Regions from separate parts of the Homo sapiens genome. Here region 2 is linked to region 1. Evidence: read pairs that join two places in POLR2A ChIA-PET (ENCODE). Cell type or tissue: K562. All regions are shown on one strand. Links, peaks and the distances in the headings refer to the core of each region. The heading gives the core; the rest is flanking DNA. Region 1 holds the start of CLCF1 (cardiotrophin like cytokine factor 1). Region 2 holds the start of TMEM134 (transmembrane protein 134).

What was found. Peaks named below come from ENCODE experiments on the same cell type or tissue, not always from the same donor. Only the 100,000 strongest peaks of a DNase experiment are listed, where the experiment ranks them.
Region 2: POLR2A ChIA-PET joins it to region 1 with 12 read pairs; 20 of 35 experiments call an interaction of 5 or more read pairs at or near these places.

The regions. Positions count from the first base shown.
Region 1 is chr11:67,369,763-67,385,272 of GRCh38, reverse strand. It overlaps CLCF1 (cardiotrophin like cytokine factor 1), which reads left to right and starts at 11,675. Exons shown (of 3, transcript NM_013246.3): 1 at 11,675-11,749. The coding sequence starts at 11,734. All of the region lies in intron 2 of LOC100130987 (a long non-coding RNA gene), which reads right to left. RefSeq lists enhancers at 4,284-4,333, 5,178-5,899 and silencers at 11,337-11,386, 11,947-12,286. In K562, for the core only: CTCF peaks have their summits at 10,947 (motif pointing right) and 13,669 (motif pointing left); DNase peaks (open chromatin) are centred at 10,862, 11,452, 12,152, 12,662 and 2 weaker places; H3K4me3 peaks cover 3,186 bases.
Region 2 is chr11:67,468,120-67,481,113 of GRCh38, reverse strand. It overlaps TMEM134 (transmembrane protein 134), which reads left to right and starts at 11,863. Exons shown (of 7, transcript NM_025124.4): 1 at 11,863-12,095. The coding sequence starts at 11,922. RefSeq lists enhancers at 3,183-3,733, 11,459-11,638, 11,627-12,251 and silencers at 11,789-11,928, 12,139-12,278. In K562, for the core only: a CTCF peak has its summit at 11,705; DNase peaks (open chromatin) are centred at 11,773 and 12,163; H3K4me3 peaks cover 1,569 bases.

The DNA of each region.
Region 1 (15,510 bases), core at 7,511-15,510:
AGACAAAGGAGCACAGACAGTATTACTCATGGCTGGCATTTTTCCAGATCAGGGTAACTAAAAGTCAGAAGGGGCAGAGGAGTAGAGGAGTTTAGGGTTCAGGAGTTTACTCTGGCTTGTTTTCTTCTCATCATGCACACACAGGGACTGGCATTTGTATGGTTACTGTGGGGTAACCAGGCAGGCAAGGCAGCTCTGAGCTGGCAGGGTACCTGCCCTGCTTGTAATGAGTTTGTGGCATTCCAAGTGCTGCCAGCCCCCCAGCCAAGCTCTGCCCCTGCCTTTCTTGTTCCCTGGCATTTCTCCCAGAAATCAGAATGATGTTTGGCACACAGCAGTGGTGTAATAAGTCTGTGCTGAATGACTGAAGAGTACGGAATTCAGAGAGGTTTCGGGACTTGAACCCACGATTGTCTGTTGAGGTTGAGAATGCAGTTGTGGATGCCAGCCCGTGTAGGTCTGAATCCAGCCTAGCCGCAGTCTCCATCACTTAACAAGTTGTGCAAAAATGGACAAGTTGCTTATGTTCTCCAAGCCTGTTTCCACCTCAAAGGGCTGTTGTGAGGAGTAACTTAATATTTACGCAGCTCTTAGAATCTGCTGTTAGCACTGCTGCGACTATGATTGCTGCGTCCTGCCCCTCCAGCTCGAGTCATCCTTACAGTATCCTTGGGCCGGGACTGGAGACAAAACAAACCATCAGCTTGGACAAAGCTAGGGTGAATCTACACAAGGATCCCAGGAGGAAAGTCTCGCAAGGAAACATTACAGAGAAAAGGCCTGCTGTCCAGAAACTGGCAAATATTCAGAAGACTCTTGGCCAGGCACGGTGGCTCACACCTGTAATCCCAACACTTTGAGAGGCCAAGGTAGGCAGATTGCTTGAGGTCAGGAGTTGAAGACCAGCCTGGCCAACATGGTGAAACCCCTTCTCTACTAAAAAAAAATACAAAAATTAGCCGGGCGTGGTGGCACACACCTGTAATTCCAGCTACTCAGGAGGCTGAGGCAGGAGAATCACTTTTTTTTTTTTTTTTGAGACAGAGTCTCGCTCTGTCACCCAGGCTGGAGGGCAGTGGCGCGATCTCGGCTCACTGTCAGCTCCACCTCCCGGGTTCACGCCATTCTCCTGCCTCAGCCTCCCAAGTAGCTGTGACTACAGGCGCCCACCACCACGCCCGGCAAACTTTTTGTATTTTTAGTAGAGATGGGGTTTCACTGTGTTAGCCAGGATGGTCTCGATCTCCTGACCTCATGATCCACCCGCCTCAGCCTCCCAAGGTGCTGGGATTACAGGCGTGAGCCACTGCGCCCAGCCAGGAGAATCACTTTAACCTGGAAGATGGAGGCTGCCGTGAGCAGAGATCCCTCCACTGCACTCCAGCCTGGGCAACAGGACAAGATTCCATCTCAAAAAAAAAAAGAAGACTCTTGGTTAAGGTCAGAAGAGTCAGCCCATGGGGAAGAGGCTCTGGAGAGAGGCTGCTGCTACTGCTGCCTCCAGCGGCACCACGTGCTGGCCCCATGATTCTGGGCCCTCTGTGTCCTCTGCCTTGAGAGGAGAATGTGAGCCCTTGCCTTCCTCCCAAGCTGCTGGAGCCTGGCATGAGATAATGGATGTGCCCACACTGCCAGGCACTGTGCGCAGATGAGGGACCAGGTCTTTTGAGTCTGCAGGGCTGGAGGTGGAGGGGAGATGGGATGAAATTTTTTTTTTTCAGACAGAGTCTCGCTCTGTCGCCCAGGCTGGAGTGCAGTGGCGCGATCTCGGCTCACTGTCAGCTCCGCCTCCCAGGTTCATGCCATTCTCCTGCCTGAGCCTCCCGAGTAGCTGGGACTACAGGCGCCCGCCACCATGCCCGGCTAATTTTTTGTATTTTTAGTAGAGACGGGGGTTTCATCGTGTTAGCCAGGATGGTCTCGATCTCCTGACCTCGTGATCCGCCCACCTCGGCCTCCCAAAGTGCTGGGATTACAGGCGTGAGCCACCGCGCCCGGCCAGGATGAATTTTTTTAAACCCACAGTGAGGATGGGAAGGGAGAAGTTCAGGCTTGTTCACCAAAACCTGGCACACTGGAATTACAGGCCCCCTTGGAGCGCAAGTGAGGTAAGTTTAGGACAAATAAAAGGCAGTGTGCTTCACCCAGCAGGGGAGGACGCTGATGGAACTCATTATCCCAAGATGTCGTCTCAGCTGGAAATAGAAACAGCTTCACAAAAGATTTAGATACATCCATGGATGATGGCTCCATTCATGGGTTAGAAGGGGAAGGAGGCTGTTTGAGGCCCGTCCCCCAGGGCAGGCATCAGGGAGGTGGCCCGGTCTCCCTAAGACCCCCCTTTGCACTCCTGTTAGAGGCAGGCTTCTGGCAACATGGACCCCAAGAGGCAACGTGGAGTCCCGTAAGTTAGAGCCTGACCTGTGTCCCTGGCCTTTTCCTCAACCTCCCCAATACTCAGCATCCACTGTTGGGGAGAGATAAGGTGCCACCAGCTTCAGGGAAAGCATCCCGGCTGGGCTGTCCCCTAAGAGACCAGCAGAGGGAGACAGACACCGTGTCCAGTCCCAGCTTCGGGAACAGAGACCTTGCTGATCCGCCTTGGGCAGGCCTCTGTGGGGGCAGTTTTGTGCTCATGTTGTGCGGGGTGGGACAGAAGGGGACAGAGAGGGCATCCTCCCAGGCTGAGACAGGCTTATTACTGGGGAGATGGGGGCAGGGAGGAGATTTTTAGGAACTAGGGGCAGGGTGAGGAGGAGGCTACTAATTAAGAGCCGGGTGGCTCCAGAGCCAGGCTGCCTGCCTGTGTAACTTGGAAAAGTTATATAACTCTGTGCCTCAGTTTACCCATGGTAAAATGGCAACTACAACAGCACCGGCCTCAGGAGGGCTATGTGAGATTGCGTGCTGTATTCAAATGCTTCACTGCAGTGCCAGAGAATTGGGAAGAGCTCAGTAAATGGGAGCGATAGCCTACACCGTGGGGAGATCAGAGGACTCTCCCGTCTCCTTAGAGCTCCGGAGCTTGCAAAGCCCTTTTACTTTATTATCTCATCTGGGCCTCACCGAACCCTGGAGGTTTGGTGAGGCTAAGAGGCTCACTTTTTTTTTTTTTTTTTTTTTTTTTGGAGATGGGGTCTCACTCTGTCACCCAGGCTGGAGTGCAGTGGCTCAATAGCTCACTACAGCCTTGAACTCCTGGGCTCAAGCAATCCTGTCACCTCAGCCTCCCAAGTAGGTAGGACTACAGGTGTGTGCCACCATGCCTGGCTAATTTTTTGGGGAAGTAGGGGGGGATCTTGCTATGTTGCCCAGGCAGGTCACTTATAAGTGGTAGATCTGGGCTTTCTGATGCTAAAGAATCCAGGGATCTTTCTCAAGTTCCCTGCTGAGCTGGAGGCTGGAGGAGGCCTGCTCCAGGTGCCCTTGTCTGCACTGAGCCTCCTGGCAGGCCGCCCATATCTCTAGTTGGTATTGAAGTTATCTTGCCCACTGTCCCACCAGCTCCCGAGTCCCTGGCAGGCAGGCTGTGTTTCTCTGTAGGTCCACACTGTTCAGCAAGGCATATATAGCAGGGGCTTCCAAAAGCTTTTGGGAGGTGACGGGATTCCATGGGTCTGAATGCCAGCTCCTCCCCAGCTCCTGTCCTGGTTCCAGGTCAGGTGTGGCCCCCCACTTTTTGCCACTCAAATTCTCCCTGCCGTATCTCCAAAATCTCCCGACGTCTCCCTCTTCTGACCTCTCCTTTCTCTGCATCATAGCCCTTTGTATATCTCCTTAAGTTCCTGTTTCATTTTGAAATCTTGCAACAGTCAAAGGCTAAAACGGAAATATGTACAGAGTGCTCTGTTAAGGACCACAAGGTGGGCCTCAGAAAGATGGCTGTGGGTGCTAGAAAGCGGGTGAGCCTCAAATTAGCTGGGCATGATGGTGGGTGCCTGCCTCCCAGCTACTCGGGAGACTGAGGCGGGAGAATAGCTTGAACCCGGGAGGGGGAGGTTGCATTGAGCCGAGATCACGCCACTGGACTCCAGCCTGGGTGACAGAGAGAGACTCTGTCTCAAATAAAAAAAAAAAAGAAAGTGGTTGAGCTCTTCATAGACCTAAACCACCCATGTCTTCTAGACAACCTGAAAGCCTAGGACGGGGCTGGGTCAAGACTGGTTGGTTTCTCTCATGCCTTCAGAGCTGACTGTGCCATGAGACTCCACCCTTCCCACCTCCAGCCCTCTTCAACCCACTGAAGTCCTACAAGAATCTCTTGGGGACAAAAGAGGAGAGAGATGAGACGGGTCCTTAGAGAGCACTTATAACACAAAGTGGAGAGCAGCAAGGGCCCTGGAGAGTGAAGTCTGTGGTGGGGAGCAGAGCTGGGATGACAGTGACAGGCTTCAGGAAGAAGGCAGAAGAACAAAGGGTCTAGATGAGTAGCCATGGGGAGCTCACGAGGGGCAGCTGCATTGTGGGTAGAGAGGACACCATTAGCAAAGACAGAGGGATACGGTATGAGGGGTAGGTAACAAGATTCTTTAACATTATTGGCTGGGCGAGGTGGCTCACGCCTGTAATCCCAGCACTTTGGGAGGCTGAAGCAGGCAGATTGTTTGATATCAGGAGTTTGAGACCAGCTTGAGCTACATGGCAAAACCCTGTTTCTACAAAGAAATACAAAAAAATTGGCCGGGAGTGGTGGCTCATGCCTGTAATCGCAGCACTTTGGGAGGCCAAGGCGGGCAGATCACCTGAGGTCAGAAGTTCGAGACCAGCCTGGCCAGCATGATGAAACCCTGTCTCTATTAAAAATACAAAAATTAGCAGGCGCCTGTAATCCCAGCTATTCAGGAAGGTGAGGCAGGAGAATCGCTTGAACCTGGGAGTTGGAGGTTGCAGTGAGCCGAGATCGCACCATTGCACTCCAGCCTGGGCAACAGAGCAAGACTCTGTCTCAAAAAAAAAAAAAAGAAAAAAGAAATACAAAAAATTAGACAGGCATGGTGATATCCATCTGTAGCTACTCAGGAGGCTGAGGTGGGAGGATCTCTTGAGCCTGGGAAGTCGAGGCTGCAGTGAGCCATGATTATGCCACTGCACTCCAGCCTGGACTCTGTCTCAAAAATAAATAAATAAATAAATAAAACATCATTGATTGCTTCTAAGTGCCAGCAATTTGACCTATACTCACTCAGTTGTCCCTCATTCAGTTTTACATGGAGAAAACAGAGGTGTGGAGGGTTAGAGACTTGGTGGGGGTCACACAGCTGGTGGAGGCGGAGCAGGCACTCTCCCAGTGGTGCTGGAATGGCAGGCCCGTGAGATGGGACATCCCATCACTGGGATGGCCCCAGGGAAGGCGGTGTCCATCCTTTGACCCCAGGGGCCCCTAGAGCGGGAGCCCAGACAGTCTGGAGAAAGCTGGGAGAAGCCTGACAGAGGGGAGGACAGCGGGGTAGGAGGGGAGGAGAGCTCGGGAGGAGCCGGCATGACTCAGCAGGGCAGGATAAAGATCTTCCAGCCCAGGGAGAGGCAACCCCACTTCTCTGCCAGGGGAGACGGAGTCACAGAGCCCGCGGCATGGGCTGGCCAGGGCAATGGAACATCCTGGGAGAACGGCGGGGAAAGCTCCTGGTGGGCGAGGGAGGAGTGGGGCACCTGGGGGCATCCCTTCTGCCCTGCCCTCCACACACCCGTCACTCAGACACCCTGGCAGATGAGGAGGCCGCGCCCAGCTAGGGCAGGAGAGGGACAGGCAGAAGGCCCCGTTCCTCTCAGCTTCTCTCTGGCTTCCCCGGGAAGCAGGGGGTGTTGGGGGGAGTCCTTTGGGAAGCCTGAGCTGGGTCAGGTGTGGGTGGGGACCCAGGGCAGGGTAGGGCCATTGCTGAGGTCAGAAGAGGCCCTCTGCCTCTGGGTTTCCGCTGACATCACAGCCAGCTTAGGGTGAGGCAGGGCCCTCTAGACTCCTGTCTACTGGAGGGCAAGGGAAAGTGTGTGCATACACACATAGACACACACACACACACACACACACACACCCTGCCTTTCCTTCCCTCTCCTGCCCTCGGGGGCCCCAGTGGTGCCTGCACACGCACACTGGAGGGTGTGCACACGAGGCAGTGGAAAGGAGGGCCTCCTCCTGGGGATGCCGAATCCCAGGGAATGTCCTGGGTGGGACCTCTGAACCTACCTAGGGCTCACTTTGCCCTCAGGAAGCAAAGGGAAGCCCTTGCTCTTGTTCTGCTGGCGGGGGTGGTGGTCATCTGACTCCCAGTTTAATGCTCATTCCAGGATTCCCAACTCCCTGCTAATGGAATCCAGAGCTCTAGCTGAGCCCTCCAGTGTGGGAAGACGATGTGAGGCACCTGGCCCATCTGCACATTGCCAGTTCACGTAAGGGGTCGGTGGTGGGCAGGAAACCCAGGTCTCCCTGTGCTCCAGGCCAGGACTCTCCAGGCACTGGAGGACTCTCTTTATGCCCCAAGCAACATCTGAGTGACCTGAAGAGACCAGCTGTGCCAGGCTAGATGCCTCATAGCCAGGGGCACTCAACCAAGTCCTGCTGTTGCTGAAGTCTGTTCCCAGCACCCGGACTCCTCTTTTCAAGATGTGCCTCTGGCCCTCTTCCCCAGGCTGGCACCTGCATGGTGGAGTTAAAAGAGCATGTTGCTGAAGTTGGATAGCACTGGGTTCCAGTCCTGGTTCTACCACTGCCAGGCTTGTGTGACCTCAGACAAGTGACTCTGTCTTATGAAGCCTCAGGTTCCTCATGTATAAGTAGGGAAATGATAGCTCCTGTCTCGGAGTTACTGTAAAGATGAAATAAACTAGGCCGGGTGTGGTGGCTCACGCCTGTAATCCCAGCACTTTGGGAGGCCGAGGCGGGCAGATCATGAGGTCAGGAGATCGAGACCATCCTGGCCAACACAGTGAAACCCCGTCTCTAATAAAAATACAAAAAAAAAAAAATTACCCGGGCATGGTGGCGGGCGCCTGTAGTTCCAGCTACTCGGGAGGCTGAGGCAGGAGAATGGCATGAACCCGGGAGGCGGAGCTTGCAGTGAGCTGAGATGGTGCCACTGCACTCCAGCCTGGGCGACAGAGCGAGACTCCGTCTCAAAAAAAAAAAAAAAAAACAAACATGAAATAAAATAGCCCGCGAAAGCCTTAGCACTGTGCCTGATGTGGGGAACAGCTGCGTGCGCGTAAACTATTGTTAGTATTTCAGCAAAATAAATGTCAGTGAGAAATACCAGCATCACAGCAGGCTGGAGGAGTCACTGTAGCAGGCATCTGCCTCTTCTCCCAACACGCAGGTCAGCCTCCGCCCCTCCACCCCACCCCCTAGGGCTCCTCTCTGTGTCCCCAGCACCAAAACTTAGGGAATGTTTGGTGAACAAATGAATGAATGAGTGAGTGTCCCTACTCACCTCTGTGGGTTTCTCCAACACACCTGTCAGGAGGGGGCCAGCTAGAGGCTCCCCTAGTTCAGGAACCCAGACACTCCCTGGGCCAGGGTCCCATCAGTGCTAATTGTGCAGCTGTGTGCGACATGGTGTTTTGGGTGCCTGGAGAGCCTTCCTTGGGGATGTCACCATGTGGGGAGGAAGGGTGGGACACTAGCCGGTCCCTGAGCCAACACTGACTCACCCTCCCCCCTTGGAGGGCAGCTCAGTCATCACCTGGTGCCAGCTCTGGCCCCCAGCCAGCCACACTTCTTGAGGACCTGACCTGCCACCCCCCTGTGGATGGTGAAGCCTGGAGTCTAAAAGGCCAGAGAAGGCAGCAAGCCAGTGGCCCCTCGTCAGCTCACGGACTACTCCCACCATCCCATGGAGAGGAGGGCAGAGGTGGTCAGACCCCATCATACAGAGAGGGGACAGGCTTGTCCCAAGGTCACACTGGCCAACTGGAATGGAGGTTTTCTGACTCCCAGAGTAGCTCTGTGCCTGCTGCAGGGAACACTGAGCTGTACCTGGTGCTACCTTGGCACTTTGCCTGTGGTTGCCACTGCTCTTCTAGCTCAATCCATCCACATTTCTACCCCAAAGCTCTACCTCCTCCAGGAAGTTCTCCTCCCACCATCCTCCTTGGCCCTAAATGTACCCACTGCCACCTATGGCTGATGTCAGACAGTTTAATGAGTGTCCCTAGACTGTGGAATTCTTTTCTTTTGAGAGAGGGTCTTGCTCTGTTGCCCCAGGAAACAAAGACCATGTGTAGTGGTCATAGCTCACTGCGGCCTCAAACTCCTGGGCTCAAGCAATCCTTCAGCCTCAGCCACCTGATTAGCTGGGACTATAGGCATGCGCCACCATGCTGGGCTAATTTTTAAATTTTTGGTAGAGATGGGGTCTCTATGTTGCCCAGGTTGGTCTCAAATTCCTCAAGGAATCTTCCTGCCTGGGCTTCCCAAAGCGCTGGGATTACAGATGTAAGCCCCAACTGTGACATTCCTAAAAGCAGGGATGGGTTTTCCTTGCCTTCTCTCTGTCCTTAACAGGACCTGGCAGAGACTGAGAAAGTGCCTGCACAATGTACCCCTGGAGCAGACGGAGCGCTTCTCTTTCCCATGCTTGTCTGGAGCTGGGGGGACTGGCGTCTCCTCTAAGCTGTGCCCTCCCACCAGCAACCCCAGATTGTTAGCACTGGAAGGGCCCCTAACAAGATTCTTTTTGAGAGCCACAGGGGAGCAGGAACTTTCCCAAGGTCCTGATTTCCAGCTGGAAATCAGAGGGCAGCCACCTGTCCTGCCCCATCCCACGGAAATCTTGGAGGGGCTACTCCTGCTCCGTCTTTCCTCTCTTCCTTCTTCCCCAAACCCCAGCAGCTACCCCCATTTAGGGACTTGGCAGGATAAAGGCACAGTCTTTATTCCAGCCCCCGACCCAACCCAACTGGCAACTCCCAGCCTGCTGCCTTTGCCCAGGCATGGCAGAGGGGCACTGGCAGCTTGGAGATGGAGCTGCTTTTCCCTTTGGCAGTGTGGAAGGTGGGGGAGGGGAGGGGAGAGGCTTGGCCCCCACTAGGTGAGGGGAGAGGGCAGGGAGGCAAGTCCAAGAGGCAGAGGGAGAACACAACTTTCCCAGCTTTCGGGGTCACTACATTAAGATTCAAAGACAAACTGGGGACTGGGGGGCTGTGTGTAAAGCCAATTGTCCCTGTACCCACCTGGCCTGGGTCCCTGTTTCAGAGCTGCAGCCCTCAGTTCCTGCAAACCAGTGCTTTCTGGCTGCCCCAGGTGGATGTGTGCTGGGGATGGCGTTGTCCACTCCCACCTTCTGCTTCAGTGTCTTCCTCTCCCCGCATCCGCTGCTTCCCCCTCTTCCTCCCAGCTCCCTCCTCCCCTCTTTCTCACTCCCACCCATTTGCCTCTTTGTGTCTCCTCTTTCCTTCCCAGTCTTGCCCCTTCTCTGGTCTCACCCCTCTTCTCTCGCCCCCGCCCCTTTCTTCAGCGCCCCCTCCCCTCCGCTCCCCCGACACTGGGGCTGCTTTCTCCCTGACTCAGCAAGGTGCTTTATAAGGTGCTGAGGGGCTCAGCCAAATCCAAACCACATTGTGCAGACTCCACAAGGAGCGGCTTCGAGGCGGAGGGAGAGGCTGAAGCGGCTCCCCTTCTCCCTCTCCCCTCCTTCTTGGCCCCCTCCCTCTGAAAGGGTAGCAGCTAGGGGGACCTCCTGGCTGGCCTCCGTGCCATGCACCCATGGGCATCTGCCTTCTTGACCTTGGCATGGGCATCAAGAAATCACTGGGTTCATCCATCAGGAATGTCACTGAAACTCCAGAGTCCTGGCTGGTGGGGGCAGGGAGGAGGTGCGGGGGCGGTGGGGGGGGCAGAGGTAGGCCCTGAGCACTTTTCACAAGGGTCCCTCCAGGCAGTTTTCATCAGAGCTGCTACTGAGGTCCCTCAAAGTCCCCTGCCCCCCACCCCAAGCCAGCTCTCCTTTCCCAGCCCTTTTTCTCCTTGTTTAGGAAAAAAAAAAGGAAGAAAGGACAGAGAGAGAGAGAAAAAAAAAAACCAACCCAACAACAAAGTCTGTCCCACTCCAGTGAGGTAATTGAAAACAAACTTCTTCCCCACCCCCCCCACCCCCCCACCTCAGTGCTCGCGGTACAGAGAAGGGAAGAGCTGCCCTGGGACCCAGCACTGGCCATGATCAGGATGCCTGCCCAGGCCACAGGTTGGAGGCGCTGGGGCTGGACTGGCAGAGTGCCCTCCCATTCCAGGGGCACCAGGAAGGAGTGGGAGACAAATCTCTGATGCCACTCCAGGGAGAGGCATCACCTTCCAGGTCTGGCCCACCACTGGCCTCTCCCACTTTGAAACAATAAATAAACAACAACAAAAGCAACTTATTACCCAGTGATTTAATTGGTGGTGTGGCTATAGGGCACCCAAGCCTTGGGGACCACATGACTCTCCCCCAGGAAAATCATGAAGCAGGGCAGTCCCCAGCCCTGGGTTAGAGCTGCCTCCTCTGAGCGTGTTCTCCCCGGCAGCCCTTGGAGAGGGAGGAGGGGACCCCCTCTGGGAGGGTCCAGGCATACCCCCAGGTATCCTGCCCAGCAAATCCCAACCCAGGCCTGCGGGAAGGAGGGGGAGCCCTCACCGCTAAGCCACCCCCACCTCACCACCGGAAAAACCAACAACCCGAAACCCCAAAGGAAGGAGAATGCCAGGGTCTTCATGGGGAAACATTTCACAAATGGGGACGCTCGGGCGGTCCATCGCCTTGAATCGGAGCATTCCCGCTGAGTCACCCAAGAAGCCTGTGGTGTTGAAACTGGTCCGTTGCCTCGTGCTGATTAATGAATTACAAATCCCCCACCCATGTACATTCTCCCTGGTCACTGGAGGAAGAATGAAGAACCTTGTGAACTTGAGGGAAAAAGTCCCGCCAAGTGGCCTCTTCTCGCCTCTGGGCCGGGCAGTGGGCCTGCAGTGCCCTCTTCCTCCCCCGCAGGGGGCATTGTGAGCTGGTTAGTCACCTGCCCCAGCCCCAGCGCCTCGCTTAGCTCTAGCTTTTGGAAATGGGACAAGCGGCGGGACAATAGGCAGGGGGGGCGGTCAGCCCAGACAAAGGGCAGCAGGAAAAACACCATCACTTGCTCCCAGGCCAGCTCGCTGGCATTTGGGAGAATGTGTCATTGCATTTACTCAAGGGGGAGGAGGAGGGAAGGTTAGAGATGAGGAGGCAGAGGTAGGGTGGGAGCAGGGACCTCGCACAGGCAGAGGTAGGTTGGATCAGGGACCCCGCATCGGCAGGGGACAGGGGGCAGGGGGCGGTGTCCCAGGCCAACGCCTGGGGAGAAGCCCACCCGAAGCCGGCGCTGTCCCCCGGCTCCTGGGAGTCCTCAGACGGACTGATGGCCTCCCCGCCCCCTCCCCCAGGAGGCCCAGGGTGGTACCGCCACAGCCTCGCCTCACCTCACCCCCCCTCGGTGCTGTGGGAGGGAGAGGGAGCCCCAGAAGCCCTCCCTTCCCTCCTCCCCCCTCCTACCCCCACCCCGGGGAGGGCCGCTACAATTTGTGGTTACAGCTTTACACGTCAGAAAAAAAAAAAAAAAGTTTGCAGAATGTCCCACACCGAAAAAAAAAAAAAATCCGAAACCGAGCGAAAAAAACCTGCGAGTGGGCCTGGCGGATGGGATTATTAAAGCTTCGCCGGAGCCGCGGCTCGCCCTCCCACTCCGCCAGCCTCCGGGAGAGGAGCCGCACCCGGCCGGCCCGGCCCCAGCCCCATGGACCTCCGAGCAGGTAGGAGCCAGGCGGCCGAGGCCCCGACCCCCGCCCCGCCAAGCAGCCACGAGATCCGGTTCCCGTCCTGCCCTGACCCCCGGGAGCCCCGCGCCGGGGCCGGGCCAGGGAGCTGGGCTCGGGCCGGGGGAGGCACGGCTGGGCGCCCTCGAGAGGGGCCGGGCGGGGACGCGGCATTCCTGGAGTCCGCACGGCGGGGCCAGGAGGTGGCCGGGAGCGGCGGGGAGCCCGGACGATCGCAGACCTGGGGAGGCGGCAACCTGGAGCCCCAGCGAGGCGGGCCGTAGGAGCCGCAGCCCCAGAGCCCCGCGCACCAGTCGGGGCCAGAGAGTCCGAGGCGGGGAGCGAGGCTGCGGGTGGGAGGAGGGGCTGGGAGAGGAAGAGGGAGGGAGGCCGGGGGAGCCCGAGGCCGGGCGGCGGGAGGCGAGGGGAGGCCGACACCTCGGGCCGCGCCGCTCTCCCTCCCCGGCCCGCCGGGAGGGGTAGGAGGGCGGGCGGGAGGAAGGGCGGGCGGCGGAGAGGAGGGCGGAGGGCAGCGCCGAGCCTGGCTGGGCCGGGCCGGACGGGCCGAGCCGCGCCGCGGGACTCGCGGCTTCCTAGCTACGCGCCGCGCGGCCGGAACCCTCCATGGTGCCCACGGCCGGGGAGCCGGCGGCAGGTAGGGGCGGCGGGCGGCGGCCGCGAGTCCCCCGGGCCACCGTGGCCTGGGAGTGATTATTGTTTGGCGGGGGGCTGGCGCAGCCGGGCCGGACCCGGCAGGAAAAAGTCTGTCACTGGCCAGGGAGCGGCGGGAGCAGCCGCTCAGCCCGGGCAGGAGGGGAGTTGACGCGCGGGAAAGGGCAGCGCCGGGCAGAGCCCGGAGCCCGGTGCCCCGGACCCCGCCCCCGCCCCCGCCCCCGCCCCCGCCGCGGGGAAGGAGCGACCGGGCGGGAGCGGGAGGGGGCGGGGCCGGGGGCGCCGAGGCCACACAGGGGGAAGGCGCAGCGCCGGGAGGGGTCCCAGAGCGAGAGGTCACCGCCAGCAGGGAGGGCCAGCTGGCAACCGCCGCCGTGCAGCTTCCCGGCCGAGCCCCTCGAAGGAAACCTTCGAAAGAGTCCCCGGGGCTCGCCAGAGGTCCCCTCATGCTTGCTCTCCCCACCCGCCTTCCTTTCCACAACTCCGTGCTGGGCTTCTGGAGCCCTCCCCACAGACCCTCCCAATCCCAGAGGACCCCTGTTCCCCCAGCTCCCAGCCTGGCCCTCCCCCCGGGGTGTGAGGGGCTACCAGGAGAGGAGGGGAGACGGGCGGGTGGAGGCTAAGCCTTGGAGAGAGGCTAGGGGTGGGGGGCACTGGGCACGCTGCTCTACTGGGTCCTCCTTCTCTGACCCTAACCCAGGGACACCTCTGTGCTTTCACTGACCCCGACTGACCTCCGCCACAGCTCGGGAGCACACGTTGCCCCTCACACCGGACAGGATGCGAGTACATATTCCCCTAACAGACCAGACGCGCTCCTGGCCAGCTCAGACACCCTCGCTGCCCTGGAGCCACACGCTCCACCGGGGAGGAAGCAGAGATGGCAATTGTCACCCGGCAGCCCCAGAAGTGACACTGCTGATGGGTGCAATGGCTCCCTGTCCCCTTCATTCACAGACCCACACTCTTGTCCGTCACACTTCTGCACACCACCCCTGCACGCCACCCCTGCACACCAGCCACTGGCTCACTGACACTTCACATTCCTCCCCACGTCCCACCTCTTGTGCACACCTGGCTCCTGCACTCTCCTCCCCCCCCACGCCCCTCTTGATAACAACACCCTTTCCAATTCACCCACCACTGCCCTGGACTCCTCCTTCACTGCTCCTCCTGCCTCTGGCTCTCAGTGGGCTGCTGGGCTCCCCCCTGGCTCCCCGCTGGCCTCCCTGAGCACACCCATGGCCCTCTTGTGGCACAATCAGGAACCCTCTCACTCCAGCCAAAGCCCAACTCCTGTCTCGCTTGCTTGGTTACTGACTTCATAAGGCAGTGGGGCTGGCCCACCCTCAGCTTCTTCCCCTGGGCCTCAGTGACCTCTGTCATTTAGGCTGGAGGAGAAGGGCACAAAGGGGGATGCTGGAGAGGAGAGGAGAGATGAAGCCCCGTGTGTTTCCTCTAGGAGGAATTGAGCTTGCATAATGTGACCTCCTTGTGCAAGCCCACAGTCACCAGACGAATTGGTGGCAAAGCTAGGTCTCCCAATTCCCAGGCCCATGTGTCCCCACTCACCAAGCTACTTCTCAGTGGCCTGGGGTAAAAGGAACCAAGGAAAAGGCAGAAGGGAGATAAGTAAGAGAGGGGAAAGCAGCAGCCCAGAGGGTGGAAGGAAGATGGGTTTCTGTGGGCCTTTGCCTGGGAAGGTAGGTCAGGACACGCCCCTGGGGCAGTTTCCTACCGTCACAATGCCTGGACCTCACCCACTCCATCCCTAGCCCACTCCTCACCCACTCTGCCCGCCTAACCCACTCCATCCCTCAATTCCCCTCAACAGACCCCTCCAACCGCAGCCAGCGCTGGTCCTGGTCTGGCCTTTCCTCCTGGCTCCCATATTCAGCCCAGCCTGAGGCCACCATGCCCCACCTCTGGAGCTCTGCAGTGCCTCCCTGGCTGCAACATTTAGGGCTTACAGTTCTTAGCGTAGCTCTTATAGTCCCAGGTGCAGAGACTCCCATTGACTTGTCCTACCACCCTAAGCACCCTGGCACATCTGCATGGCTGAACTCTCACCCTCACTGGGAAAGGTCAGCCTGGGGGTGTCCAGGCCAGGGACTGAGGGGCAGCTGGCTAAAGTGGCTAAAGACATGTGCTCACGGGTGCGCCTGCCTGTGCAGCTGTCTGGGTGGCCAGTCACTTCCTTGGGCTAAGAGAGAGAGAGTGTGTGTGTGTGTGTGTGTTCATGAGGAGAGCCTTGGTTCCTAGGGCCCAGGGATCTGGATGGAATTAGGGGCTGGCCGGGGGTGGGGGGCTGTTGCAGGAAACGTGAGCTGTACTCGTTAGCTCCTCACGTGCTCAGCCGGATTTATAAACACACAGAGAAGACGGGATGTAAACAATCAGTGGGCAGCAGCCAGAGGCAGAGCTGGGGCGGGGGCCGGGCTGGGGGCCAGGACTGGTGGGGAGGGGGAGAGGGGGACCTAGGACACAGCCCCAGTGGCCGGGGTCCACCTGCACAACATGAGCCTGAGGGAGGATGGATGAGGGCTCCAGGAAGCCCACCACGCACTCTCCTCAGGAGGCAGGCGAGCTGTGTTGGGTTCCCAAGCTCACGACTAAACCGCAGGTGTTCACCCCACGCTGCTTTCCCTCCTGCTGCCTGAGACACGGGCATGGCTTTGCCCAGAGTGGAAGCTGTCATAGCAGGGGCAGAGCCCTGTCCTTCTACCCCCCCTTTCTTTTCTCCTAACCTCTTCTCCCTCTGGATTCCTGAGAACCCTTCCCTCTTTCTGGTTCTGTGGGCCGTCGGATCCTTCTGTTCTCCCCTGCCCCCCACCCGCAGCCTGCAACGACACAGTTACCTCAGAACTGAAATATTCCTGGAAACACCGGCCTCGTCTGGTTAATTTCATGAGCCGTTTTTTTCTGCCCAGATGACTTAGTTCTTGTCTATCCAAAGGCTTCTCCCCCTGCTGTCCCTGTGTAGGGAGCTGATCTCCCCTAGGGATGTCCCACAGGGCTCAGAATGGGAGAGGGTAAGTTCTGAGCTGGGTTCCTGACTGTACCTCTTGGCCATGACAAAGGCAGAG
Region 2 (12,994 bases), core at 4,995-12,994, 98 kb before region 1:
ACGAAACTGTTCTGGAAATTGGTTGCATAACAGTGTGCATATACTTAACGCCACTGAGTATACACTTCAAAACGGTTGAGATGGTAAATTTTATGTTATGTTATGTGTATTTTACCACAATTAAGAATAATTTTTTTGCCGGGCGTGGTGGCTCACGCCTGTAATCCCGGCTCTTTGGGAGGCTGAGGCAGGTGGATCACCTCAGGTCAGAAGTTCAAGACCAGCCTGGTCAACATGGTGAAACCCCGTCTCTACTAAATATACAAAAATTGGCCAGGCGTGGTGGCGGGCACCTATAATCCCAGCTACTCAGGAGGCTGAGGCAGGAGAATCGCTTGAACCCGGGAGGCAGAGGTTGCAGTGAGCCGAGATTGCACCATTGCACTCCAGCCTGGGCAACAAGAGCGAAACTTCATTCCAAAAAAAAAAAAGAATAATTTTTTTTTCCGGGCTGGCACGGTGGCTCACGCCTGTAATCCCAGCACTTTGGGAGGCCGAGGCGGGCAGATCACGAGGTCAAGAGATCAAGACCAGCCTGACCAACATGGTGAAACCCCGTCTCTACTAAAAATATAAAAATTAGCCAGGCGTGGTGGCAGGCGCCTGTAATCCCAGCTACTCAGGGAGACTGAGGCAGGAGAATCGCTTGAACCCAGGAGGTGGAGGTTACAGTGAGCCGAGATCACACCACTGCACTCCAGCCTGATGACAGATCGAGACTGTCTCAAAAAAAAAAAAAAGAATTTTTTTTCCAAAGAAAATGCATGAAGATCAAGTAGAGTTTATTCCAAGAATGTAAGAATGGTTCAACATTATAAACATCTATTACTGTAATTCACCACGTCGGTTAACTAAAGGAGAAAATGCATATGGTTATCTCAAAATATGCAGAAAAAGCATTTTATGAACTTCTGTGACTATTTATGATAAAAACTCACAGTTAGGAACAAAGAGGAATTTTCTCAGGTTGATAAAAGCTGCATACAATTAAGTATGATGGAATAAGTATCCACAATTTCTTCAAGATCAGGAACAAGGCAATGATGCTCTCTAGGAATGATGCTGATCAGTAAGTGTTAGAAGTCCTGCCTAGAATCCCAGCACTTTGGGAGGCTGAGGCAGGAGGATAGCTTGAGCCCATGAGTAACAACTTGGGCAAGATAGCAAGACCCAGTCTTTACAAAAAGAAAAAAAGAAAGAAAATTAGCTGGGCATAGTGGCACATGCCTGTAGTCCCAGCTACTAAAGAGGCTGAGGCAGGATGATCCCTTGAGCCCAGGAGATCGAGGCTGCAGTGAGCTATGATCTCACCACTGCACTCCAGCCTGCACAACAGAGCAAGACCCTATATCCAAAAAAATAAAAGAAATTTAATTTTTTTTAAAAAAAGAAGTCCTGGCCAAAACAATAAGCCAAGAAAAAGAAACGAGAGTAAACTGTCATTGTTGGCAGATTATATCGGTATAGAAAATCCAACATAATCTATAGACTGCTTTAACAAATTAGAAGGCCAGGCATGGTGGCTCATGCCTATAATCCCAACAATTTTAGAAGTCAAGGCAGGAGGATTACTCGAGGCCAGGAGTTCGAGAGCAGCCTGAGCAACATAGCAAGACCCTGTCTCTACAAATAAATCAAAAAATGTAGTTGGGCATGGTACCACGCGCTTGTGGTTCTAACTACTTGGGAGGCAGGAGGATCCCTTGAGCCCATGAGGCTGAGGCTGCAGTGAGCCATGATCAGACCACTGCACTCCACCCTGGGCGACAGAGTGAGACCCTATCTCAAAAACGGAAACAAAAAACCCAGAGTTCAGCAATGTTACAGGGATAAAATAAAAAAAAAAAAAAAGCGGCCGGGCGCAGCGGCTCACACCTGTAATCCCAGCAGTTTAAGAGGCTGAGGTGGGCGGGTCACCTGAGGTCAGGAGTTCAAGACCAGCCTGGCCAACATCGTGGAACCCCCGTGTCTACTAAAAATACAAAAATTAGCTGGGTGTGGTGGCGGGTGCCTGTAATCCCAGCTACTCGGGAGGCTGAGACAGGAGAATCGCTTGAACCCAGGAGGCGGAGGTTGCAGTAAGCCGAGGTTGTGCCACTGCACTCCAGCCTGGGCAAGAAAGAGCGAAACTCCGTCTCCAAAAAAAAAAAAGCTAACAAAAATTAATAGTACTCTTCACACCAGCAATAAGCAACTGAAAAGTATAATAGAATATAAAGGGCCAGGCATGGTAGCTGACACCTGTAATCCCAGCACTTCGGGAGGCTGAGGCAGGCAGATCACTTGAGGTCAGGAGTTCAAGACCAGCTTGGCCAACATGGTGGAACCCCATCTCTACTAAAAATACAAAAATTAGCCAGGCATGGTGGCACATGCCTGTAATCCCAGCTACTCGGGAGGCTGAGGCAGGAGAATAGCTTGAACCTGGAAGGCGGAGGCTGCAGTGAGCCATAATCACACCACTTCACTCCAGCCTGGACGACGGAGACTCCAACTCAAAGAGAAAAAAAAGGGAGAGACTAAAGTATCATTCACAACAGCAATAAAACCCATGAAGTAGGAAATACAAACACAACTCAGAACTTTTTGAAGAAAAACAAATTTTTTTTTTTTTTTTTTTTTTTGAGATGGAGGCTTGCTCTGTCGCCAGGCTGGAATGCAGTGGCGCGATCTCAGCTCACTGCAACCTCTGCCTCCAGGGTTCAAGTAATTCTCCTGCCTCAGCCTCCCAAGTAGCTTGGACTACAGGTGCCTGCCAACATTCCCAGCTAATTTTTGTATTTTTAGTAGAGACAGGGTTTCACCATGTTGACTAGGGTGGTCTCGAACTCCTGACCTCAGGTGATCCGCCTGCCTCGGCCTCCCAAAGTGCTGGGATTACAGGCATGAGTCACTGTGCCCAGCCTGAAAAACAAGATTTTATAACACAAAAGAAGATCTCAATAACTGAAGAGACGTATCTTGTTAATAAATAGAACAACTCAACACAAAGATGTGATTGCTTCTGAAATTAATCTAGAAATTCAATGAAATCCAAATAGAAATCAGGAGAATTTTTTCGCCCGGCCAGCCACCCCATCCGGGAGGTGAGGGGCACCTCTGCCCGGCCGCCCCTCCTGGGAAGTGAGGAGCCCCTCTGCCCGGCCACCACCCCGTCTGGGAGGTGTACCCAACGGCTCATTGAGAACGGGCCATGATGACAATGGCGGTTTTGTGGAATAGAAAGGGGGGAAAGGTGGGGAAAAGATTGAGAAATCGGATGGTAGCTGTGTCTGTGTAGAAACAAGTAGACATGGGAGACTTTTCATTTTGTTCTGTACTAAGAAAAATTCTTCTGCCTTGGGATCCTGTTGATCTGTGACCTTACCCCCAACCCTGTGCTCTCTGAAACATGTGCTGTGTCCACTCAGGGTTAAATGGATTAAGGGCGGTGCAAGATGTGCTTTGTTAAACAGATGCTTGAAGGCAGCATGCTCGTTAAGAGTCATCACCACTCCCTAATCTCAAGTACCCAGGGACACAAACACTGCGGAAGTCCGCAGGGTCCTCTGCCTAGGAAAACCAGAGACCTTTGTTCACTTGTTTATCTGCTGACCTTCCCTCCACTACTGTCCTATGACCCTGCCAAATCCCCTTCTGCGAGAAACACCAAGAATGATCAATTAAAAAAAAAAAGAAAAAAAGAAATTGGGAGGATTTTTTAAGAACTCGGAAAACATTTTTGTAACATTTCTATAAAAAATAAAGGTCCATGAAAAGCTAAGTCAAGTTTGAACAAGATGACCAAGGAGAAGGGGCTTGGTCTCTTGCATTAAACCACACCGAAAACCGTACAGACAAGGATAAGATACTGGTGAGAATTAGTGAAGTGGGTCAAAGTGTGTCCGGAATTGGTGGGTTCTTGGTCTCACTGACTTCAAGAATGAAACTGCAGACCCTCGCAGTGAGTATTACAGTTCTTAAAGGAGGCGTGTCCGGAGTTTGTTCCTTCTTATTTTCGGATGTTTTCGGAGTTTCTTCCTTCTGGTGGGTTCAGGGTCTCGCTAGCTTCAGGAGTGAAGCTGCAGACCTTCGCGGTCAGTGTTACAGCTCACAAACGCAGTGTTGACCCAAAGTATGAGCAGCAGCAAGAGCTATTGCAAAGAGCAAAAGAATAAAGCTTCCACAGTGTGCAAAACAACCCGAGCCAGTTGCCACCGATAGCTCGGGCAGCCTGCTTTTATTCTCTTATCTAGCCCCACCCACATCCTGCTGATTGGGCCACTTTACAGAGAGCCAATTGATCCATTTTCCAGAGAGCTGATTGGTCCGTTTTGACAGGGTGCTGATTGGTGCGTTTACAATCCCTGAGCTAGACAAAAAAGTTCTCCACGTCCCCACTAGATTAGCTAGATACAGAGTATCCACACAAAGGTTCTCCAAGTCCCCACCAGAGCAGCTGGATACAGAGTGTTGACTGGTGCATTCACAAACCCTGAGCTAGACACAGGGTGCTGATTGGTGTGTTTACAAACCTTGAGCTAGATACAGAGTGCCCATTGGTGTATTTACAATCCCTTAGCTAGACGTAAAGGTTCTCCAAGTCCCCACCAGACTCAGGAGCTCTGTTGGCTTCACCCAGTGGATCGCGCACCGTGGCTGCAGGTGGAGCTGCCTGCCAGTCCCGCACCGTGCGCCCGCACTCCTCAGCCCTTGGGTGGTCGATGGGACTGGGCGCCCTGGAGCAGGGGGCGTCGCTCGTCGCGGAGGCTCAGGCTGCGCAGGAGCCCACGGCGGGGCTGTGGGGAGGCTCAGGCATGGCGGGCTGCAGGTCCCCGAGCCCTGCCCCGCGGGGAGGCAGCTAAGGCCCAGCGAGAAGTCGAGCACAGCAGCTGCTGGCCCAGGTGCTAAGCCCCTCACTGCCCAGGGCCGGCGGGCGGGCCGGCCGCTCGGAGTGCGGGGCCTGCCGAGCCCACGCCCACCCGGAACTCGCGCTGGCCCGCAAGCACCGCGCGCGGCCCCGGTTCCCGCCCGCGCTTCTCCCTCCAGACCTCCCCGCAAGCTGAGGGAGCCAGCTCTGGCCTTGGCCAGCCCAGAAAGGGGCTCCCACAGTGCAGCGGCGGGCTGAAGGGCTCCTCAAGCGCAGCCAGAGTGGGCACCAAGGCCGAGGAGGCGCCGAGAGCGAGCAAGGGCTGTGAGGGCTGCCAGCAGGCTGTCACCTCTCAAAAGGAACCAAAAAGAGAGCTTAGAACATACATATGTGTAGGCAGCTCTACAACTGCTGTATGATAAAGATGGCACCACAGTCCAGAGGGAAAAAGAACTGGTTGTTTGGAGCGGCCAGTGGTAGTGGCTCACACCTAATCCCAGTACTTTGGGAGGCCGGGGCAGGCAGATCACATGAGGTCAGGAGTGCAAGACCAGCCTGGCCAACATGGTGAAACCCCGTCTGTACTAAAAATATAAAAATTGGCCGGGCGCAGTGGCTCACACCTGTAATCCCAGCACTTTGGGAGGCAGAGGCGGGCGGATCACGAGCTCAGGAGATCGAGACCATCCTGGCTAACACAGTGAAACCCCGTCTCTACTAAAAATACAAAAAATTAGCCGGGCGTGGTGGCGGGCGCCTGTAGTTGCAGCTACTCTGGAGGCTGAGGCAGGAGAATGGCATGAACCCGGGAGGCGGAGCTTGCAGTAAGCCGAGATTGCGCCACTGCACTCCAGCCTGGGCGACAGAGAGAGACTCCATCTCAAAAAAATATATATATAATATATTATATTATGTATATTATATATATTATCATATATTATATAATATATATTGTATATAATATATATTATATATTTATATATTATATAAATATATATAAATTAGCTGGGCATGGTGGTGGGCACCTGTAATCCCAGCTACTCGAGAGGCTGAGACGGGAGAATCACTTGGACTCAAGAGGCAGAGGTTGCAGTGATCCGAGATCACCCCACTGCCCTCCAGCCTGTGTGGCTGAGCAAGACTCCATCTCAAAAAAAAAAAAAAAAAAACGGGAATCTTGCCCTGTCATCCAGGCTGGAGTGCAGTGGCACAATCTCGGCTCACTGTAACCTCCGCCTTCTGGTTCAAGCGATTCTCCTGCCTCAGCCTCCCGAGTAGCAGGAACCACAGGCACCCACCACCATGCCCTGCTAATTTTTTTGAGACTTTGTCTAAAAAAAAAAAAAAAAACTTGGAACAGAGGCGAATGTACAATAGCTACCCTTGCCCCTCCAGAGGTCACAGTCTATAACCCCATAAGACCCAAGAACAGCAGAAGTAAGTGAGCAATAGGATTAATTTTGGCGGGAATCAGGGCAACAATAGGACTGGTGGCACCCTAGGGTGGCCTTGCTTACCACGAGTCAACCGTAAAGAACTTGACTCAAACCCTAGAATCCTTAGCCACCAACACGGGTCAGGCCTTAAAGGGAATTCAAGAATTTCTAGACTCTTTGGCAAACATAGTTCTCTGTAACAGATTAGCATTAGATTATTTACTAGCTGAACAAGGTGAAGTTTGTGCAGTTATTAATAAAACCTGCTGCACATGTCTTACCAGCTCCAAACAGACTGAGGCTAACATTCGAAAGATCTATGAACAAGCTACTTGGCTACATAGATAGAACCATAGCACCAACCCCAGCAATATCTGGTCAACTATCAAAAATGCCTTCCCGAGTCTCACCTGGTTTTTTACCTCTCCTAGGACCTTTGATAGCCATCTTGTTATTCCTAATTTTTGGCTGTGGTTGTTTAAACTCTTAGTAAGTCTTTGAGATTGCAACAGTTTCAGGTAAACACAATGCTGGCACAAGGCTTCCGACCCATTCATCTACTGACCTGGGTAATGAAAGTATCCTGTCTTTTGGACCCTTAGATCGGGTATCAGGAGATTTTTTTTTTTTTTTTTTTTTTTTTTTTGAGACAGAGTCTCGCTCTGTCACCCAGGCTGGAGTCCAGAGGCGAGATCTTGGCTCGTTGCAACCTCCACCTCCCGGGTTCAAGAGATTCTCTGCCTCAGCCTCCCAAGTAGCTGGGATTACAGGCGTCTGCCACCATGCCCAGCTAATTTTTGTATTTTTAGTAGAGACGGGGTTTCTTTTTTTTGTTCGTTTGTTTTTTGAGACGGAGTCTCGCTCTGTCGCCCAAGCTGGAGTGCAGTGGCGCGATTTCAGCTCACTGCAACCTCCACCTCCCGGGTTCACGCCGTTCTCCTGCCTCAGCCTCCCAAGTAGCTGGGACTACAGGGGCCTGCCACCACGCCCAGCTAATTTTTTGTATTTTTAGTAGAGATGGGGTTTCACTGTGTTAGCCAGGATGGTAGAGACAGGGTTTCACCATGTTGGCCTGGATGGTCTCGACCTCCTGACCTTGTGATCCACCCGCCTCAGCCTCCCACAGTTCTGGGATTACAGGCATGAGCCACTGCACCCGACCGGGTATCTGGAGATTTTTACCTCTCCAGTGCTAGGAAGGGGCTATGCCCATAAACTCAACAGGAAGCAGTTACAGAAGATGGATCTCTGCCCTTCCGCTGCCCTCTTAAGATTAAGAAGGAGTATCTAATCTCTGAGCGAGGAATGAGGTAGGTGGCAGGACTCAGCTCTGGAGGTGGGACACAGACACCAGACCAGATTGAGAACTAGCTAAAACAGGGAATGCTGCGCATGGTGGCTCATGCCTGTAATCCCAGCACTTTGGGAGGGTGAGGCAGGTGGATCACTTGAGGCCAGGAATTTGAGACCAGTTTGGCCAACATGGTAAAACACCATCTCTACTAAAAATACAAAACTTAGCTGGGTGTAGTGGCGGATGCCTGTAATCCCAGCTACTCCGGAGGCTGAGGCAGAGAATCGCTTGAACCCAGGAGGTGGAGGTTGCAGTGAGCCTAGATCGTGCCACTGCACTCCAGCCTGGACAACAGAGGGAGACTCCGTCTCAAAAAAATAAAACAGGGAAGAGGTGAAAGCACCTCTCCATAAGACCTAAGACCCGTAAGACCAGTGCATGTCAGTTTACCATTGCCATGGCAACACCTAGAAGTTACCACCCCCTTCGGTGGCAATGACCTGACGGCCCAGAAGTTACCACTCTTTCCCTAGAAATTTCTGGATAATTCACCCCTCAATTTGCATGTAATTAAAAGTGGGCATAAATATGGCTGCAGAACTGCCTCTGAGCAGCTGCTGGGGGCACACTGCCTGTGGGATGGCCCTGCTCCACAAGGAGCGACGCCTGTGCTGCTGCTGTGCGCTGCTGCTTCTGTAAAAGTTGCTTTCCAATAAGTAAAAAATAAGGCCAGGCACGGTGGCTCACGCCTGTAATCCCAGCACTTTGGGAGGCTGAAGTGGGCAGATCAACTGAGGTCAGAAGATGGAGACCAGCCTGGCCAAAATGGCGAAATCCTGTCTCTACTAAAAATACAAAAATTAGCTGGGCGTGGTGGCAGACGCCTGTAATCCAAGCCACTTGGGAGGCTGAGGCAGAAGAATCGCTTGAACCCAAGAGGCAGAGATTGCAGTGAGCCGAGATCACACCACTGCACTCCAGCCTGGGCGACAGAGCAAGGCTCAGTCTTAAAAAAATAAAAAATTTTAAAAAATGTTTAAGTTGCTGTCTAACACCACCAGCTCACCCTTGAATTCTTTCCCAGGTGAAGCCAAGCACTCTCTTGGGCTAAGCCCCAATTTTGGGGATCACCTGCCCTGCATCAGCCTTGCTACGCTGAGGCTGATCTTGAATTCCTGGCCTCAAGTGATCCTCCTGCCTCAGCTTCCCCAAAGTGCTGGGATTACAGACATGAGCCACTGCACCCAGCCTGAAAAGGAGTGATTATTCTTTGAGAGCATGTTAGACAAAGAGTCAAAGACAGACAGATAGGAAATATGTGCAAGGTCATAAACCAGCAAGGAATTAATGATTAGATATGTTGATATGCAAATTAGTGGAAAAAGGCTAGAAACCCAATAGCAAAAAGAAAGACCAAAGATATGAAAAGCCAGTTCACAGACAAGGGACACCCAATGGCTGACAAGGGCACAAAGAGCAGCTCAAACTCTCCAGCCATCAGAGAACCCAGAGGAACATGAGGTACCACTTTAAATTCATCAGATCGGCAAGCCATTAAAAAGTTGGATGGTACCAAGTCCTGAGAGAACCAGAAGCCTCAGGTGGAGTGTCAACTCTCACAGCCACTCAGGAGAGCATCTGTGGTACCCTGTGAAGTCATGAGTGCGTGTGCCCTATAACCTGGAAATCCTACCCCAAGGGGAATTCTCCCACAGTCCATAAGGGGACAGCAGGAAGATGTTAACTGCAGTGATGCCTGTGATGGCGGGGTTGAGGCCAGTTTGAGTGTACAACACTGTGGAGGTGAGGTGGATCATAAAGGTGCTAGACACTCAACATGGTACAACATGCATGTAGCCTGTAGAAACAATAAACAAATGCATATGGAAAACAGCATCGAGAGCAAAAATGTAAACGTGTAAGTAACAGAACTGAATTTTCTGCATGACATCATGTTTGTAAATTGCAAACACATCCACATAGGAGACAGTGCCATACATGGTACAGAGCCAGGCAGGCTTTAAGGACGCCGACTGAGCATGCTGACATGGGTCTGATGGAAGGCAGGGGAGAGGAAGGAACCTGGGAAGTGAAAGAGGGTAAGTGAATTAACATAACTCGAGAGGGGCCTTATTCATAGTGTTGATGTGTAACAAACAGAAGTAGACTTGACTCAGCTCTGTACATGAGGCCATAAAATGAACATGAGGCCGGGTGTGGTGGCTCATACCCAGCACCTTGGGAGGCCGAGGTGGGCAGATCACGCCTGTAATCCTAGCTACAGGGGAGGCTGAGGCAGGAGAATCGCTTGAACCCAGGGGGCGGAGGTTGCAGCAAGCCGAGATCTTGCCACTGCACTCCAGCCCGGGTGACGGTGCGAGACTCTGTCTCAAAAATAATAATAATAATAATAATAATAATAAGGCAGGGCACTGTGGCTCATGCCTGTAATCCCAGCCTCCTCGGGAGGCTGAGGCAGGAGAATCACTTGAACCCAGGAGGTGGAGGTTGCAGTGAGCTGAGATCGCACTCCAGCTTGGGCAACAGAGCGAGACCCTGTGTCGAAAAAAACAAAAACAAAAAAGAACTCTTGACTAAGGTCCATAAAGCTCTCAAGGCTCTGGGGCCCATCTACTCCTCCCAGGCTCATCAAGTCGGCCTGCCCCTTTCCTTGCTGCTCAGCCACACTGGTTTTCTCACATTCTTCCTCCACAGGCCAAGCTCCTTCCCACCTCCTGGCCTTTGAACGTGCTGTTCCCTGGTGCCAGGAAAACACTGAACCTTGCTTTTCTCACAGCTGGCTCCTTCATCATCGGCATTCCTGCTCAAATGTCACCTCTTGGAAAGGTCATCTTTGAGTACGAAATCTAAAGTCAGTTTTGCATCACACAGCACTTGAAACTGTCTCATTTTGCACTGTTTTATTCACCACTGTATCTATAGTGCCCAAAACAGTGTTTGGCCCTAAATAGATGCTTAATAAATACTTGTGGCAGAAATGAATGAGGGGTTTGCCAAAGTCCCAAGTACTTACAAGTGGTAGAATGGGGATTTGAAACCAGGTCCACCTAATTCATAGAGTACTTCTGCTCTTCCACCCCCACCGCCCCCCACCACGGTTCATTTTTTTTTTATGGAGTCTTGCTCTGTTGCCCAGGCTGGAGTGCAGTGGTGTGATCTCCACTCACTACAACCTCTGCCTCCAGGGTACAAGCGATTCTCCTGCCTCAGCCTCCCAAGTAGCTGGGATTACAGGCACTGGTCACCGTGCCCAGCTAATTTTTGTATTTTTAGTAGAGACTGGGTTTCACCATGTTGGCCAGGCTGGTCTCAAACTCCTGACCTCAAGTGATCCACTCTCCTTGGCCTCCCAAAGTGTGAGCCACCGTGCCCTGCCAAGAGTTCAGATTTTATTCTAAGTGCAATGGAAAACCAAGGGAAGGTTTTTTTGTTTGTTTTGTTTTGTTTTTTGAGACGGAGTCTTGCTCTGTCGCCCAGGCTGGAGTGCAGTGGCTCAATCTCGGCTCACTGCAACATCTGCCTCCCGGGTTCAAGCAATTCTTCTGCCTCAGCCTCCCAAGTAGCTGGGACTATAGGCATGCACTACCACGCCCGGCTAATTTTTGTATTTTTAGTAAAGACGGGGTTTCGCCTTTTGGCCAGGCTGGTCTTGAACTCCTGACCTCAAGTGATCCACCCGCCTCGGCCTCCCAAAGTGCTGGGATTACAGGAGTGAGCCACCGAGCCAGGCCAGCAGCAAAATTTTTAAAAAGGGTTTTCAGAATAACACACGCAGATAAAAAGATTTGTTTTAAAAGATCACTTCGGCTGCTGCGTGGAGACTGACTGGAAATTGGAAGACACATAAGCTCTCTGAGCCTCGGTTTCCACATTTGCAAAAATGGGGAGAGCACCCCTCCGGTGCGGGGCTGTTGTGAGTAAGGTGGGGAAACAGTTCCCAGGAGTCTCCTTGGCACTCGAGGAACAGGCTGCGGTGCAAAAGGCCCTGTCAGGGACCTGGAGGTTGGGGCGTGGAAGCCCCTCCAAGCCCCCGCACATACACGCCTGGGGGATGTGTCCGAGCCCGGCACGGGCTGTCGCTTGCCATGGCGGCCACTGAGTGGCGTCACGGGGCGGGCGCGCTCCGTCTGGAAGAGGCTCCCACCCATCAGCCCGCTCAGGGCTCGGCAACTCTGGCCTGCTTAGGGCGGACGGGGGCGGGACCGGCGCGTGGGGCGGAGCCAGGGTCGGAGGGGCGGGGCATGCGGGGGCGGGGCAGCGGCGACGCTGGGTGTGTGGGCGCAGATGGCGGCGGCGCACGGCGCCTGAGCGGGCCGGGGCCATGAGCGCCGCCCGGCCCCAGTTCAGCATTGATGATGCCTTCGAGCTGTCCCTGGAGGACGGGGGCCCTGGGCCCGAGTCCAGCGGGGTCGCGCGCTTTGGGCCGCTGCACTTCGAGCGTCGGGCCCGGTTCGAGGTGGCTGACGAGGACAAGCAGTCCCGGCTGCGCTACCAGGTGAACCGCCCGGCCCACCTAACCCCCTGCCCCCGGCCGGACGGGACCCCAGGCCGGGCCCCAAAGGCCTCAACTCGGGGAAGCATCTGCCTAGAGGCCCCAGCTGAAGCGCGAGACCGCCCCCCCGCCCCGCGGACGTGACTCTTGATCCAGAGCCCTGCCCAGGCCCTCCCGGTTCCCATACCGGGCCCCAGCCAGCCGGGAAGAGCCCAGTGCCCGGGCCCGGGAGCTCATCCCTCAGCTCCAGCTGGGGAACCCAACCGGATTCCCCACTCATCCTGGCTACTCGCACCTGGCCCCCGCTGGGTTGGGGGAGCTCCTCTGTATCTGAACCAGACCTTGCCCCACACGCAGGAGCATCCCCTGTGCCCCAGGCCAGCTAAGCTGATGGGAACCCGCACGCCTTTCTCTATTCTGAAAGCCCTCTCCCTAATCCCACCACCACCCCTAAGAGCTGGAGCTCCTCTCACATGACCAGTCCTTGCCCACCCTTTGGCTCCCACTAAACCAGAAAAACCCATTTTCCCAGAAAACCTCCACCAACCCTAGGCTGCTTTTCTTGGAGACCTGGACCAGAACCCTGTGCCTTGAACCTGGGAACTCTGGGCCTGGCCTTTCCTGGCACCCCAATTCCCAAGCTCCCATTCTAGGCCACTGAATGAGAGCTCCACCCTAACCCAAAGTTGGGAGCTCTCCTTTCCCTGGGATCTATGCAGGCTCCTGCTCCCCAAAGCCCTGGCATCCACCCACCTCCTACCTGGTTTCTGTGAATCACCAAACCCGTTCTGCGGGGAGGGCAGAGGGCCAGGTGAACAGCTGCCAGGCGGCCAGGCAAATGGTTGTGTAGGCCTGCTTTTCTCTTCCCGGGAGGGAGTGAGGAAGGGCCCCAGCCCAGCAAC